2 separate regions of the Homo sapiens genome follow, and region 2 is linked to region 1. A link is a contact called in ENCODE Hi-C data. All regions are on one chromosome and are shown on one strand. Each heading gives the region's core, a stretch centred on a gene start or an enhancer-like site at or near the end of the contact. The rest is flanking DNA. Distances are from core to core; before and after follow the strand shown.

Region 1 (7,638 bases), core at 2,833-5,332:
GGAGAGATCAGATATAGAATATCAAGGGAATTGGAACACCTTGCCAATGTAGTCACTATGGCAAGTCATTTCTAGTAACCTGGGGACATGCCGTCCTCCTACAGCCCTCCCAGAGCCCGTTCGTACAATGTTGCAGGTATTTGCTGTGATTACTTTTCCCATTTTCCAGAAGACCTAGGTGGGATTTGGCCTGAAGGAACCTGGTTCTAAGGGCAGGTTGGGGGCAAGAGGGGAGACGTGGGGCAGTAGTCAAAAGCGAGGATGGCAGCAGCCAAGGAAGAGGCTTTGGTGAAGAGCGGCCGAAGCGAGACCATAGGACACGATCTTGGGCACGCGTGTCTAGGAGGCTGCCCCGGCCTGCTCCTCCTTCCTGTGGTGTGTGTGGGTGCCCTGGAGTAGATCATTGGGCAGTTGCTGCTTTGCTGCATTCCCACCGGCCAGTGAATTTGTTTTAGTCCTCAGGTGCTTTACATAAGGAGGAAACCATGTAACCTTCACAAGTTTTTTCCCAGTCATTTAAAAAGGCTTGTTTTCCAGCCGAAGGCATGTCGAATAAGCTTAATTTCTCTCACTCAGATCAGCTTAATTTCTCTGTGATGTGCATACAGAGAATTGCTTAATTCTCCTTTTGCAACATGTTTTCCCAGCTGCTGAGAGCCCTGCTTTTTTTCCATGGGCCTCCTGACAGAAATACAAACAATTTAAAGCCATGCGGTACCAACTGCTCTTCGTCACCACATGGACTGTGGATGTCAGTGTGTTTCCCCTTGGGCTGGATTTGTCTGGAGCTGGTGGCTGCTTTCTTGTCCTTCCGTGCCTCCTGGGAGTCAGGGATCAAGGCCGTGCTGGGTTGTGCTGAGAGCCACAGCCCCTCCTTCAAGTGGGGTACCCTCCCTTCCCAGCCTAGTCCTACATCCTTGTTGTGTGAGGAAATGAAGTCTGTTCCTTGGATGCGTTCTGACGGGAAACATGTTTTCTGTGGCACCTCTGCTTAGTCTTTCAGTGCAACACAAACAGCCTTTTGATACCTTGTTTTGTAAAAAGTACATTTCCACAATGGGGCTTGACACTGTTCATAAATAAACACATCCGTTTACAGGCAAAGCAAGGGAAGAACACATAAGGGAACAGTTTGACCAGGGGTTTTGCTTTTCCCTCTGTGAATGCCTGGTGTGCACCATCCATCCGAGGATGACTAGGGGAGAACACTATTCTGTGGCTGCCAAAACCACAACAAATGACAACTTTCCATTCTGTCATCTCTCTCGGCACCACTGCTAGCAAGCAATTCATTTTTCTACCATAAAAGGGCAATAGAACTTGTCTATAGCTGCGGTGTCTTCTGCTCTGCAGAGAGAGAGCAGGAGACCGGCAGGGAGAGGCACTCTCAGCAGTAGGCGCAACCGTGCTCACCCCGTGCCTAACAGCCTTGCTTAGTCCGGGCTCCGAGGCAGCAGCAGCCATAAGAAAAAACAGGAGAGGAAGGCGATGTGGCGCTTCTGCCGGGCCCTCAGACTGGGGAGTGTGAGGTCAGGACAGGCTGGCGTGTCGTTTTCGTCTCTGTGGCTGCTGGACGTGTGAATGTGTGGTTCAAACCTTGGTACAAGTTGCTGCACTGGGTCTGCGCAGGTGGTTTTGTATATTGGTATTTGGTACTCTTGACTTGCAGTTGTAGATGTTAGATTTATAAGCCGGACCCAGGAGGTCATATAACCCAGACATGCTTGTTGTACAGATGAAGAACCGTGGATAGGTTAAGTGCTAACTTCGTGTAGCTTGAAGTCATTGAACTTCTTGGCTATATATGAACTTTGGGTTCAGGGGTAGTTCCCTAACCCATCTGTGTCCCCATTGGCCCATTAGTGTATTTTTTGGCTCAGTTAAAGTTGAGCCACAGAAGCCTTAACTAATAGAAATACAGTTCTTAGTTGGTGGATTTGTATGTCAGTTAACCAGGGTCTTTGGAAAGTATATTGTCTTTTCTATAAAATGCTTGGGTCCTTTAGATGATTATAAATAAATGTTCAAAATCAAAACAGGAGTAGTTAGTAGACAAATGCTTAGCTATTTTGACAACACCTAGAACACTTTGAGAGAGTGGCTGTAAAATTTCTGCCCAGTGCACCCTGGCAGACCAGGAGACCAGCCCAACACAAGCTACGCAGCTACAGAGAATGTACTTTCCATAGGCTGAAGGGCATGGCCACCATACACATCTCTGCTCCAGGGCAGGCAGGTCCTCAAATTGCGCCACAAGTGGGCCTCATCCTTTGGCTTGGAGCCCTTGAAGGTTTTCCTATAAACAAGAACTGAGATTTGTTTTGTCGTTTAAACTTACCTTAATTCTGACTGTCTGATCTCATAGCAGATGTTGGAACTGAACTAAGCACATTGCCAAGGGAATAAAAATTGTGTCCAAGAATCTTGCTGATCTGGAAGTTTTGGAGGAAAGCAGGGATTTCAAGGTCAAATGTTATTACCCAGATAGTGCTCGTGGTCAGAATAGATTCTGAGCTCATTGGATCTGAATCAAAAGTTAACTCAGAAGTCATTCCTTAAAGAGAATATCATTGAGTAGCAGTGGCGGAAGCAAGCTCAGTGTGAATGATTCAAGTACTGCATACCTAGACCTTGTTTTGAAGCTGAAAGACTTGTTTGAAAACTGTTCCAGCAAATAAAGAAATTGAGTAGGCCGTCCTAAAATGGAAAGTTTACAAAATGCCCTTTTTAGTAAGACCTTTCTGGATTCTTCTTTTCTCAATAGTGTAAAACTGACTATCTTGATCTATCAAAGAGCTAAGTGGTATAATTTCCTTGGCACTTTCCAAGACCTTTACTGCCTTTGGAATAAACCCATGATGCCTGGGAGCATTCGTCTCACTGTGCTTCTCTCATGTTCTTTGCTTGTGGAAATGTTGGAAGCCTTTGTTTTTTTGGTCAACAACAGCAAGTGAATTCCATCTTATAGAACAGTTATTAATTTTCGTTGTGTCATTTTTAAGGCTGATTTCTTAAGCAAATAGCATCTCCTTGTTGGCCAGAGAGTCTCTACCCGCGTCCATCTCTGTCTTTGCATGCCTGGGCTGCCTGGCCATGGGTGACCAGCTTTAGAGACATCAGCCTTCTTGCTTCCTAATTTGGTCACAGTATGCTTCAGGCAGTCTTGCCTAACTTTAGAACAACACAAGCACAGGGAGCAGCTTTGATATAGCAAAGGGGAATTTCCTCTTATCAAAAGACCTACAGTTCCCTTCTTACTTCCTCTAAAAAGAGGAATTGACACTTGGGGAGGTTGTAGCTTGCTCTGAAGTTCCCTCTTTAAGCTTGGCTTCTTCATGCCGGCTTCTTCCTAGCTAGTTCCTGCTCTTTCCTTCCTCAAATGTCTTGGAGCTTCTTAGCATTAAAGGAGTTTAATTTTATTCTTAAGGAAATCCAATGCAATACCCATCAGCAGGGAACAATTTCAGTACATTTTGGTACCTCAGTACAGTGGAGGTCCATACCGGGGGGTCAGCATCCATACTGAGGTTCAGCAGACTTTTTCTGTAAACATCCATACCAGGGGTCAGCAGACTTTTTCTGTAAAAGGCAAGGTAGTAAATATTTCAGGCTTTGCGGACCATATGGTATCTATCCCAGCTACCTAACTCTGCCTTTATAGCGTGAAAGTAACCACAGACAATATGTAAACAAATGAATGTGGCTGTGTCCCAGTATAATTATATTTACAAAAATTGGCAGAGGGCCAGATTGGCCAGTGAGCTGTAGTTTGCCAACCCGTAGCATATACCATAGCGTTTAAAAGAATGACGTGGAATCCCGTTGTGCAAATATGGAGCTGTCTCCAAGATATTAAGTGAAAAAAGCAAGACGTAGAACAATGGGTGCAATATGCCCACAATTGTGTCTTAAATGGGAGGAGGAAGAGATGCTTGCTGACACAGACATAAAATCTATTTGGAAGGATAGATAAGAAATGGGTAGCAGTGAATCGCTTTTGAGGATGCTCACCAAGGGTTAAGGGAGGAGTGTGCATGTGTCACATTGTATACCCATTGTCATTAACTTAGTCATGTCTGAACATGAGCAAAAGAATTTTTGTTTTGTTTGTATTAAGAGAACTTGAAAAATAGAAATGTGATTATTAAAATATGCTTGTGTATTTTCAAACTCCAAGCTATTTCTTCTGGTGTGTTGGAAGGCTTATTTTACCACCTAAAAAGGAGTGCCTTGCCTCGGGCTGGAGGCGAGGGATGGCGTTTTGTGGTGTGTGGAAGGAGCTGGAACTGAGCAGCTCTGCCTTTCTCCTCGCTCGCCTTCTGCACGGGCTCTGCTTGCAGCACAAGCTCTGGCACTGTCGGACAGGATACAGCCAGTGAGAAACCTTGGACCAGAAGTCAGGGCCCCGCGGGAATTAGTATGGCTTTTAGTAGTTAGAATTCAAGACTGTTTCCAACTGCTGCCTTTTCCCACAGAGTATGTCTGACTAACAAGGATGGGTTCTGATTCACCCGGCGTTGCTATGACCGCTTTTTAAAAATGTCTGCTTTGGGTTGTGAAATCAGCAAATAAAGTTGTTACTTTCCTAGTATGTGTAACAGTTAGCTTTTGGTATGTGAGGAACAAGTAAAAGGCTTAGTGGCAAATCCTTGTCTGCTTAGAAGGCAGTGTACATATAAACAACTAAAAAATTCCCATTTGGCTGCCAGCCTCGATTCATAGTTCCCTCTTCCAGCTCCCAAGCAAATATTTTTCAAATAGCCGTGCTAAGCCTTTTCCAGGCATGATTTGCGGGCTTACTTGCTGTCATTCTATTTTTCAGCAAAACTCTGGGTAGGAATGTCGGAAATTATACCTTTTGAAATCCCTCCTTGAAAACATGGAGATTTGTAGGTATGCAGAGGCAATTGTAACAATATAAAGTATTGTATCTCTTCCACTAGAGTAGGAGGGCCTGACTGTCGGCCCCTGGGGTCTGTCTTTCATTACTTGTCTTGACTTCCGCTGTAAAAGCATTAAGTGGGAAGGTAGCAGTTCTGCTGAACAAGCAGACATTGCCTTCTGTAAGAGAAGTTATTTAAAACATCGAAAATATGTTTGAAAGATATTGGTGTAGTTTCCTCTGACCTCAATTTCATACACTAGTAACTCTCCGGTGTCTAGAGTTAGTACTGATGGACTCCCTGCCGGGTGGCCAGAACCATGTGTCCATGCCAGATAGAAGATTCTACTTCACTTGATTGAGGACGCTAAGAAGTTGTGCTTTGCCATACATGTTGCCCCTAAGGAGAAGCTGGGCATTTTAAAGAATAGACTTAAAACTAACACACATACTCTGTTTTTCTCACACACACATTCCCCCTCTCCCCTTCTCTTCTACACACACCAGCACTGCCTTCCCCACCCCCACCATAGCTCTCTCCATTACTGCCTTTAACCTTGAAACCTCTCTTGTACACTTACGCATTCATCTGTTCCTGCTCTTGTATCATTAATGGGCCTGGAGCAATCCAGCCAGGAGCAATCCAGCCAGAACAGGAACACTGACATTACTAATTACTGCTTATAACTGAGAAGTAAGGAGCAGTGAGTAAAGTGGGTCACAAGACAGTGTCCTAGCAGTCAAATGCTGCCGTCGGCCCGAGTGGCGAGGTGTCAGGTGGCTTGTCTCCCCTTCACCATGGGTAGACCTGGCAGAGCACCCTGTTGGCATGAGCAGAAGTGCTGTCACGTTGATCACCCAGGCTCACCGTCTACACACACGGTTAGAGAAATGGGTGTGCTTCTGTCGGAACTTAAAAACATGGCAGATCAACCCGTGAGAACAGAGTTCTTTGCACGGCTGTGTGAGCTGGGAAGAGACGACAGGCAGAAAAGGTGCTGCAGGGGGTGTGTGGAGGTGGAGCTTCAGCCTCTCCTGGCTGTGTGCTGGATAAGCCCTGAACCACAGGGTCCAAGTTGACTCATCTGTAGGTTGTCTTCAGCCCCCAAATCGCAATTCCATGATGAATGTGTACATTTTACACATGTGCGTATGTGTTATTAAGTGTCAGGCTGGTGTGGCAGAGCTGTCCTGGCAGAACATGCGTGTGTACATCCCTGCAGGCTGTCGGGGCATGAGCTCTAGTGTGGGCTGTATTGCAGGAGCATCAGCAGAGAAGGGCGAGATCTTCACTCTACCTCTCACTAGCCCTGGGCACTTCCCACTGCCTTTGTGGACTTCTGTTTGCTCTTCTGTAGAATGGGATAACAGTGCCAGTCCTGCTTACTATTTAGGGTTATGTGATGCTTGCAGATGTACAGGGAAAGCACTGCTGATGGGAGCTGCTGAAGTTTCTAGGGGAGGTGAAGGTGGCGCCTCCTCCCCTGGTCTAAGTGGTAGATGGTGCAGGGAGAGGAGAATTTCATTCTGTGGCAGCAGCTGATAGATTCCAGGTCTTTAATACTACCTGGGAAACCTTAACAAAGCAGTCAGTCACCAAAACTGACCTAGCTTCTGAGCATTGCTAACCATGCTTTTAGAGAAACAGGAAGTAAAAAGGATCTTTAAAATCTTTTTTTTTTTTTTTTGAGATGGAATTTCACTCTTGTTGCCCAGGCTAGAGTGCAATGGCGCGATCTTGGCTCACTGCAACCTCCGCTTCCTGTGTGCAAGAGATTCTCCTGCCTCAGCCTCCCAAGTAGCTGGGATTACAGGTGTGCACCACCATGCCTGGCTAATTTTTTGTATTTTTAGTAGAGACAGGGTTTCACCATGGCCAGGCTGGTCTTAAACTCCTGACCTCAGGTGATCCGCCCGCCTAAGCCTCCCAGAGTGCTGGGATTACAGGCATGAGCCACCCACCGCGCCTGGCCATAAAACCTTTAAAGATGTAAGTAAAATATAATACAGGTGAACTCGGCAAATAAGGGGGGTTACCTGCCCTCCTCTTCTCTTCTCTTTTCTGTTCTTTTTTTTTTTTTGTTTGAGACAGAGTCACCCAGGCTGGAATGCAGTGGCGCAATCTTGGCTCACTGCAACCCCCCGCCTCCTGGATTCAAGTGATTCTCCTGCCTCAGCCTCCCAAGTGGCTGGAATAACACCCAGCTAATTTTTTTGCATTTTTAGTAGAGACGGAATTTTGCCACGCAGGCCAGGCTTGTCTTGAACTCCTAACCTTAGGTGATCCACCTGCCTCGGCCTCCCCAAAGTGCTAGGATTACAGGCGTGAGCCACCATGCCTGGCCTTTGTACTATTTATTAAACTCTGCATATCTAAATGATTTTACTCAAGTCTATCATGTAATTACAGCCCTAAAACTACATTTCTTATGCTTTAAAAACTTGTAGGAAGTCCAAGAGAAAAGGAAAACTACTTGACTACAAGCCTAGGGTTTTTTGTTTTTTGTTTTTTTTTAGAAAATGGCCTCCAGAAAGTGGGAAATTATTGATCACTTGACAACAGAAGGGATGTGGGTTTCTAGGCGCCCTGCCTCCTCGGCTTTGGATGTTTTGCCTTTCACTTTTCTTCTTCTTTCTTTTTTTTTTTTTTTTTAATACTACAAATATGGTTATTGTTGAGAAAGTCTTGGAGTGAGTCATGGTTACAAAAACTGAGCGTAACTTCTGTCACTTTTCCTATACCTCACAAACTAGCC
Region 2 (7,638 bases), core at 1-2,500, 560 kb before region 1:
AAAACAAAATACGTTTTCGTATTCTTAGAAATACATTGTTTCATTTGGCAAATCTTTATGTGTATTTTAACGTGTACATTTAGAAGTATGCAGTAATCAAAGGTGGCATTGGCAATTTAATATTCTGTTAGAAGACAGGACTTCCTTTTAGTTCTTTACAGAGAGGAAATAAAATAATCAAGAATGTCCTTTTCCAAGTTTCAGTAATTAGATTAAAATTTTTTTGAGTTGAGAAAGGATCAGACAAATGAATTCAGTTTTGTTTGTGTTAGAGTATGGGAAAATTGAAGAATTTTAGTGTCTTTTGAATGTTTGGCCTGTTCACATGATGAGGCTGTATTTCCCAGGCGTGGGAAGATGAGTGATTGTAGACTTTGATTCAGTATATGACCACACTTCTGAGAGCATGACACATTTCGAGAATAAATGATGCCTTTCATTGCCTTATGTAAAAAAAAATCTTCACGTTGGATAAGTCTTCTTCTAAAATGTTGCGTTTTCTCGGGAATCACAGGGTGTCTGTTATGGACTATGTTCCTGAAATTTAGTTCAAAGTAGTGGTTAAACTGTATACTAGTCAGATGGTTACTAGGATGTTTCAGTTTTCACAAAAGAAAGTCAAATGCCTTCTTTCCTTCCTTTTTGTGGTCAGACTGGTCTTGAAGTCTGCTAGCTCTTGCTCGCCACACGTTGTCCCGCCAGCTTCACTCTTGATGACAGCTCTCAGAGGGAGCAGAGTCCACATGGATGTGGTGTGTCCTGCCCTCCCTTGGCTCCCCCAGTAGTTGCTCTGCCTGACAAGTGCCCAGTAATTTGGCTGGACATGCAGAACATGACTTTTTAATTTTTTTCATCTGGAAAGAACATAAGCTATTTCCCCTGGGTTCTGCTGCTGTTAGTACTTGGACATTTGTTTTAGGATTTAAGTCTCTATTACCTTCCCACTGCTTCCACCGCTCCCCACTTTTTCCTTCTCAGGAGAGGAGTCTGGGGGCTTCTCTCTTTGCATGTCTTCCTGTCAAGTATTACCTATTATGATTCTGGTGAAGAGCGGACTGTCTTGCATCTAAAGGTAATGAAGACCATCTACTTCAGAAGTCTTGTTAAGTTCTGCGCTAAAACATTTATCTCCCATTTCTGTTATACCTGTAAAGGGGAGCAAAGAATTTGTGTCTTCAGAGAGAAGTCCACTATCCTAGTCCTTTCAGCCCCCTTGAGGTTTGGTGCAGGCCTGCCTGGGAGTTCCACAAATGGGAGTGTGCTCTAGGGCCCCCTGCCTGAACCAGTGGCCAGTGACTCCCTTTGGAGAGAATATCCCGGCAGAAGTTCTCGAGTCTCAGGACTTGCTGTAGGCGGTTTTATCTTGGTTTCAGCCATCACGAAATGTAGTTGATTGGATCAGTGACTGGGAATTTCAAGAACAGATTTTACAGGAGTGCTGTTTCCTTAGAGTTGTAAAGTTATTGACAGGGCCATTTCAACTTTGGTTAAACAGATTAAAGGTTGGCCGGGCGCAATGGCTCATGCCTGTAATCCCAGCACTTTGGGAGGCCGAGGTGGGTGGATCACGAGGTCAGGAGATCGAGACCATCCTGGCTAACACAGTGAAACCCTGTCTCTACTAAAAATACAAAAAATTAGCTGGGCGTAGTGGCGGGCACCTGTAGTCCCAGCTACTCAGGAGGCTGAGGCAGGAGAATCGCGTTAACCTGGAAGGCGGAGCTTGTAGTGAGCAGAGATCGCGCCACTGCACTTCAGCCTGGGTGACAGAGGGAGATTCCATCTCAAAAAAAAAAAAAAAAAAAAAAACAGATTAAAGGTCAAACTTGGGTAGTCACACTAACCTGAGCGTCTCCCCCACATAGGGAGTCTGTAAGTCCTTAATTTCATAAGAGACTTGAAGTAGAAGCTGTTTTCTCCTGATGTCCCCAACATATCCCTCCCTCCCTATCTTGATGAGGTGCTGGACCCCCAGGACTACTGCAGTGCTGTGGTGGGGGCCTTTCTGGTCCTCAGCCCAGCTTCTTCACGGCCGACTCTGTTGGGATGCATCATGCTGGAGATAACTATGTAGCCATTCCTTCCTAAATAGTCTTAGTCCTGTGGGATTGGAGAGGCCCTCTTTTCCCTTGGGGTCTCTAGGAATTAGGATTTCAGAACTTTTCCCTGTTTGCTATATCAGGTCAGCCATTGAGGATATTTCGGGTAATTCCCCTTGTTCAAGGCAGAATATTGTCATCTATAATGTTAATGGTTCTGAGAATTTGTATTCATACTTTCTGTATGCTTACATAAGTTTGTTTAAACATTTGAGCCTGATTGGTGTTGACAAATATTTGGTATTGACATATTTTTAAGTAAATATCTGCAGCTCTGTCATTTCTAGCCTTGTGATTTTGTGTAAGTTACTTAATCTCCCTAAGCTGTTAAAAAACCGAAGTGAAATTATTTATATGAAGAATTTATCAAAAATCTCGACGATTGTAATAGTAGGCATTCAAAACTGTTAGTCATCAGTGTGTTAAGCCTCTGGCCTGCCTGTCTTTACATACTGAGTAGAGTGAGTTGGAAGAATTGTTTTATTTGGGCTGAGGAATAACTGATGATTGGCAATATGATTATTATATCTTTTCTTCCCAACTTTGTATTTTGAAAATGTTCAAATCTACAGAAAAGTTGAAGGAATGGTACGATGAATCCTATATGTCTTTCACCTAAATTCACCAGCTGCTAACATTTGGCCACATTTGCTTGTCTGTCTTTGTATTACAATTTGTGTGTGTGTGACTGAACCCATTTGAAAGCAAGATACAAACATGGGCAGGTGCGATGGCTCACGCCTATAATCCCAGCACTTTGGGAGGCCAAGGTGCGCAGATTGTTTGAGGTCAGGAGTTCGAGACCAGCCTGGCCAACATGGTGAAAGCCTGTCTCTACTAAAAATACAAAAAATTAGCCGAGCATTGTGGTATGCGCCTGTAATCCCAGCTTCTTGGGAGGCTGAGGCATGAGAATAGCTTGAGCCTGGGAGGCGGAGGTTGCAGTGAGCTGAGATCACGCCACTGCACTCCAGCCTAGACGACAGAACGAGACTCCGTCTCAAAAAGTTACAAACATCATAACGCTTTTCAAAGAAATACTTTAGCACTCGTCTTCTAAGGACATTCTCCTACATAACTACAGCCGTTATCATTCTTAAGATAACTAACAGTCATTCCATAATATTGTTCCAAAATAGTACACATTCTGCTTTCCCCAGTTGTTACCAAAATGTTTTTATAGCTTTCTTTTTTTTTTAAACCTATCTAGGCTCTAATTAAGATTTACACCTTCTATTTAGTTATCTTTTATCAGTCTTATTTTTGTTGTTGTTTGTTTGTTTTTGAGGTGGAGTCTTGCTCTGTGGCCAGGGCTGGAGTGCAGTGGTGCGATCTCTCAGCTCACTTCAACCTCCGTCTCCCGGGTTCACGTGATTCTCCTGCCTCACCCTCCTGAGTAGTTGGGATTATAGGTGCCTGCCACTGCACCTGGCCTCCTTTCTTTATTTTTTATTTTATTTATTTATTTTTATTTTTGAGACAGAGTCTCACTCTGTCACCCAGGCTGGAGTGCAGTGGCATGATCTTGGCTCACTGCAACCGCTGCCTCCCGGGTTCAAGTGATTCTCCTGCCTCACCCTCCCGAGTAGTTGGGATTACAGGTGCCTGCCACTGCACCTGGCCTCTTTTGTTTATTTATTTATTTTTATTTTTGAGACAGCATCTCACTCTGTCACCCAGGCTGGAGTGCAGTCTCATGATCTCGGCTCACTGCAACTTCCGCCTCCCGGGTTCAAGTGATTCTCCTGCCTCAACCTCCCCAGTAGCTGGGACTACAGGTGCCTACTACCACGCCCGGCTAATTTTTGTATTTTTAGTAGAGATAGGGTTTCATCAAATTGGCCAGGCTGGTCTCAAACTCCTGACCTTGTGATCTGCCCGCCTTGGCCTCCCAAAGTGTTGGGATTACAGGCGTGAGCCACCGTGCCCGGCTGTTTTTAATTTTAAAATGTGTTTTGGTGGCTGGGTGCGATGGATCAGGCTGGTAATTTCAGCACTTTGAGAGGCCGAGGCAGGCGGATCACTTGAGGCCAGGAGTTCAAGACCAGCCTGGCCAACATGGTGAAACCCTATCTCTACTAAAAATACAAAAAAATTAACTGGGCATGGTGCTGCATACCTGAAATCTCAAGCTGAGGCACGAGAATTGCTTGAACCCAGGAGGCAGAGGTTGCAGTGAGCCAAGGTTCTGCCAGTGCACTCCAGCCTGGGTGAACACAGTATGACTCTGTCTCAAAAAAAAAAAAAAAAAATTGTTTTCGTGACACCTTTTTGAAGAGTCCAGGCTTATTGTCTAATATCATTATTTGCATCCTATAGACTAGATTGCATGTGTAAGCAGAATTGATAAGTGCTTCAGTTTCTTTAATTTTTTAATTGTAAATATGTTAAAAATCATTTTGATTCAAGGTAAAAGTGACATTCATTTTTCTTGTTCTTTGGTAAGTGTGGATTAAGTTGGTAACCAGAAGGAGTTACGGAGTGGTTCAGATGTCAGTGGAATGTGTGTGTGGGTAAATTTGGAACAAGCATCCACAGTGGTTTCTCAGACTCACACCCATCCGGAGGTAGTTATCTGGCTTAACATAGTGAGGATTTTATTTTAATATTTGGCCATGGTTTTATAAAGAAATGAACTTAACAATTGGAAAATTTAGTAAGACAAACTATATTTACATAATTTTCAAGAGATACTTTTGCTGTCAGATCCTTGGATGAAGACTAAACCTTAAATCTCTCAGGAATGCATCTTTTTCTTCTTCCCTCCCTCAACACTTTCCTATTGATTTAAAAAAAGAGCTTTAACTGCAGCTGAGACTAATACAGGATCCAGCTGTAGCTTTTTTGTTGTTGTTCATGTATCCGGTGATGGGCACAGCAAACTCATTGTATGAAAAGCCAATAAAGGAAAGGGCAGGGTGGGAAAAAAAATGACACTCCTCTAAAAGTATTCAAGAAATAGCAACAGGGTCTCGGAGTCTCCCTTTCAGATGACTGATTTAAATTCCATTCTAAAGTATTAATTTTGTTCGTGACTAGTCTAGAAGGCATTTTAATTTTCCCTTTTAATTATGTACACGCCACGTAACCAGAGAGTATATGTGAGGCTGACACATTATTTTCCTTGGAGGCAGAAAATAGTAAAGCATGAGAACCCAGAGAACTAAACGCTCCTCTTGTAAAATAGGGCAAAGATTCTTCAAAATACTGTTCATGTTCATGCTGGTATAGAGATAGCAAGGATCTGTGAAAGAAAGCCAGTTTCTCTTAAATTTGTTCAGTAGTACTCAAATTTATGCATTTACCATACAGCAAATAAATTCAGAATCAGTAGTTCAATCAAACTACATTCCACATTTGCCTATCTGTTTCAGTGTAATTTCTATAAAAGATTTGCATCTTCTGCTCTGTCTTAACAGGACCAGGTCCATATCACCATCCTGTAGCTGAAAATGAATTATGTTTTAAAGTGGTTTTTATGATCAATGTAATGATCATAAGACTAGTGATTTTCACATACTTATCTCAAGCATTTTGTTTTTCTTTTTTCACATTAAGGGGGTCAGATTTCTCATATTTCTTGTAATTGTAGCCAGACGTCCTGTTTGGGGACTATTAAATACCAATGGTGCCTGTGAAGAACTCATGCGATTCTGTGGTAACCATCTGAGTTATTCTTTGTAGATTTGATTTTATGGACAGGCCTCTTTGAAGTCCTGTACTCTATTTTTAGAAGCTCTTTTTTACGTTTCCGTGGTTCAGGGCATCAGTCATAAACATATTTATTATTCAGCACAAAAATGTTGTTCAGTGTCTTAAGGCTGTTTAAACTTTACGGAAATAATAAACCAGTGGCACTTCAGTGGATGTAATATATGAGCACTACTGAACAAATTTAAGGGCGGAGAATTTTGCGGTCCTTCACAGATTGCTGCTCTGTCTGCGCCGCCATGAACGGTATTTTGAAGAATCCTTTCCTATTTTACACTGAGAGGGTTCCGTCTCCATGCTTCTCACACGTTTTGATTTTCTGCCTCCCACTGAAAGAAACGCTTTTGTAGCCCTTCAAGAAACTTCCTACATGTCTCCCCTCCTTCTCTCCTGCCTCATTATTACTCCTTTAAAGAAAAAAAAAAAAAAGAATAGTCTGATAGCTTTCTTTTCAGATTTATTTTATTTTATTTATTTTTTTTGAGACGGTGTTTCGCTCTTGTTGCCCAGGCTGGAGTGCAATGGCGTGATCTCGGCTCACTGCAACCTCCGCCACCTGGATTCACGCGATTCTCCTGCTTCAACTTCTGAAGTAGCTGAGACTACAGGCGCCCGCCACCACGTCCAGCTAATTTTTCTATTTTTAGTGGAGATGGGGTTTTACCATGTTGGCCAGGCTGGTCTTGAACTCCTGACCTCAGTCCACCCGCCTTGGCCTCCCAAAGTGCTGGGATTACAGGCGTGAGCCACTGAGCCCGGCTCTTCTCAGATTTATGTATGATTGGTTTGCTGCTCTGTGTTGTAGCAGAGACCCTGTGCTCTGAAGTAATTTCTGATCCAGTGAAATATTACAGGAGCGAGGGACTGTGCACCTTCAGTGTATTTGGTAATAAAGCACCTATTCTCTTTTTAGAAATCACTATAATCCACATGCCATTATAGTCATCCTTTTAAATTACACAATTGAATGGCTTTTAGTATATTCATAAAGTTGTGCGACCATCAGCACTATCTAATTTTAGAACATTTTTATCACTTCAAAAAGAACCTGGGCCCCATTAGCTGTCATCCCCTCCTCTGCAACCCCTGGCAGTCATTCATTGACTTTTTGTTTCCATGGACATGTCACGTAAATGGAATCATAGAATATGTGGTCTTCTGTGTTTGGCATTTTTCACTCAGCAGGTTCATCCATGTTGTGGCATGAGTCATTTTCCCAGGTTCATCCGTGTTGCAGCTCGATTCAGTGTCAGTGTCTGTGCTTCTCCTGTGGGTGGAACTGAGACTTGGATTGGTTTTAGTGTTGGGAGTGGTCAGAGAGGTTTTGCTCACCTCTGTCACATGGTTGAATCTGTGGCTGTGTGCTATCTTGAAGGTTTTTAGGTTTGCTTGTGTTTTCTTCCTATTGAAAAGGTTGAAGTTTATTTTAACCCGTATTATTTGAAGGACCACATCAAATCCTTGCTATTGAAATCCTTTAGTTGATAATCTTATGAACAGTTGCATCTGGAGTAGAATCATGTTGTCTGTAGAAAGTTTTTACTCTCTCTGAAGACCAATAGTGGGTTCAAGAAACAGAATTCCCCAAGGGAGCCATACTGAAATCTGTTAACAGAAGCGTGAAGAGTCTACTTCTCGGGGATTCCAGTGTGATCCCAGTGGTGGACATAGGACAACAAATTTCCATCCCCTGTTCACCCCAAAATCTCGACAAATGACAGGGAAGAGACTGGGATGGGGGGCAAGTGGGGAGAAGTTGGTCAAAGCGTACAGTCTTGCATTTGTAAGATGAATAAATTCTGGAGACCTCATGTACAGCCCTGTGACT

The links. Hi-C counts contacts between places; a loop is a spot of excess contacts on that map. Pooled maps may share reads with other maps.
Region 2: a pooled map shows a loop between it and region 1 (5-fold over the local background). The contact joins two enhancer-like sites. A Hi-C loop is called at or near these places in 4 of 37 single-sample maps with no recorded cell type and 2 of 50 pooled maps.

The regions. Positions count from the first base shown.
Region 1 is chr7:5,689,260-5,696,897 of GRCh38, reverse strand. The region is part of intron 13 of RNF216 (ring finger protein 216); the gene reads left to right. Among named protein-coding and RNA genes, the nearest start is that of RNF216-IT1, 13 kb to the right of the region's middle. RefSeq lists enhancers at 1-312, 313-813, 1,443-1,682. Within about 2 kb of position 4,082, at least 36 of the 41 ENCODE cell types and tissues checked have a DNase peak (open chromatin) inside an H3K27ac peak, as active enhancers do.
Region 2 is chr7:6,249,930-6,257,567 of GRCh38, reverse strand. The region is part of intron 1 of CYTH3 (cytohesin 3); the gene reads left to right. Among named protein-coding and RNA genes, the nearest start is that of CYTH3, 19 kb to the left of the region's middle. RefSeq lists enhancers at 883-932, 6,883-7,042. Within about 2 kb of position 1,250, at least 15 of the 41 ENCODE cell types and tissues checked have a DNase peak (open chromatin) inside an H3K27ac peak, as active enhancers do.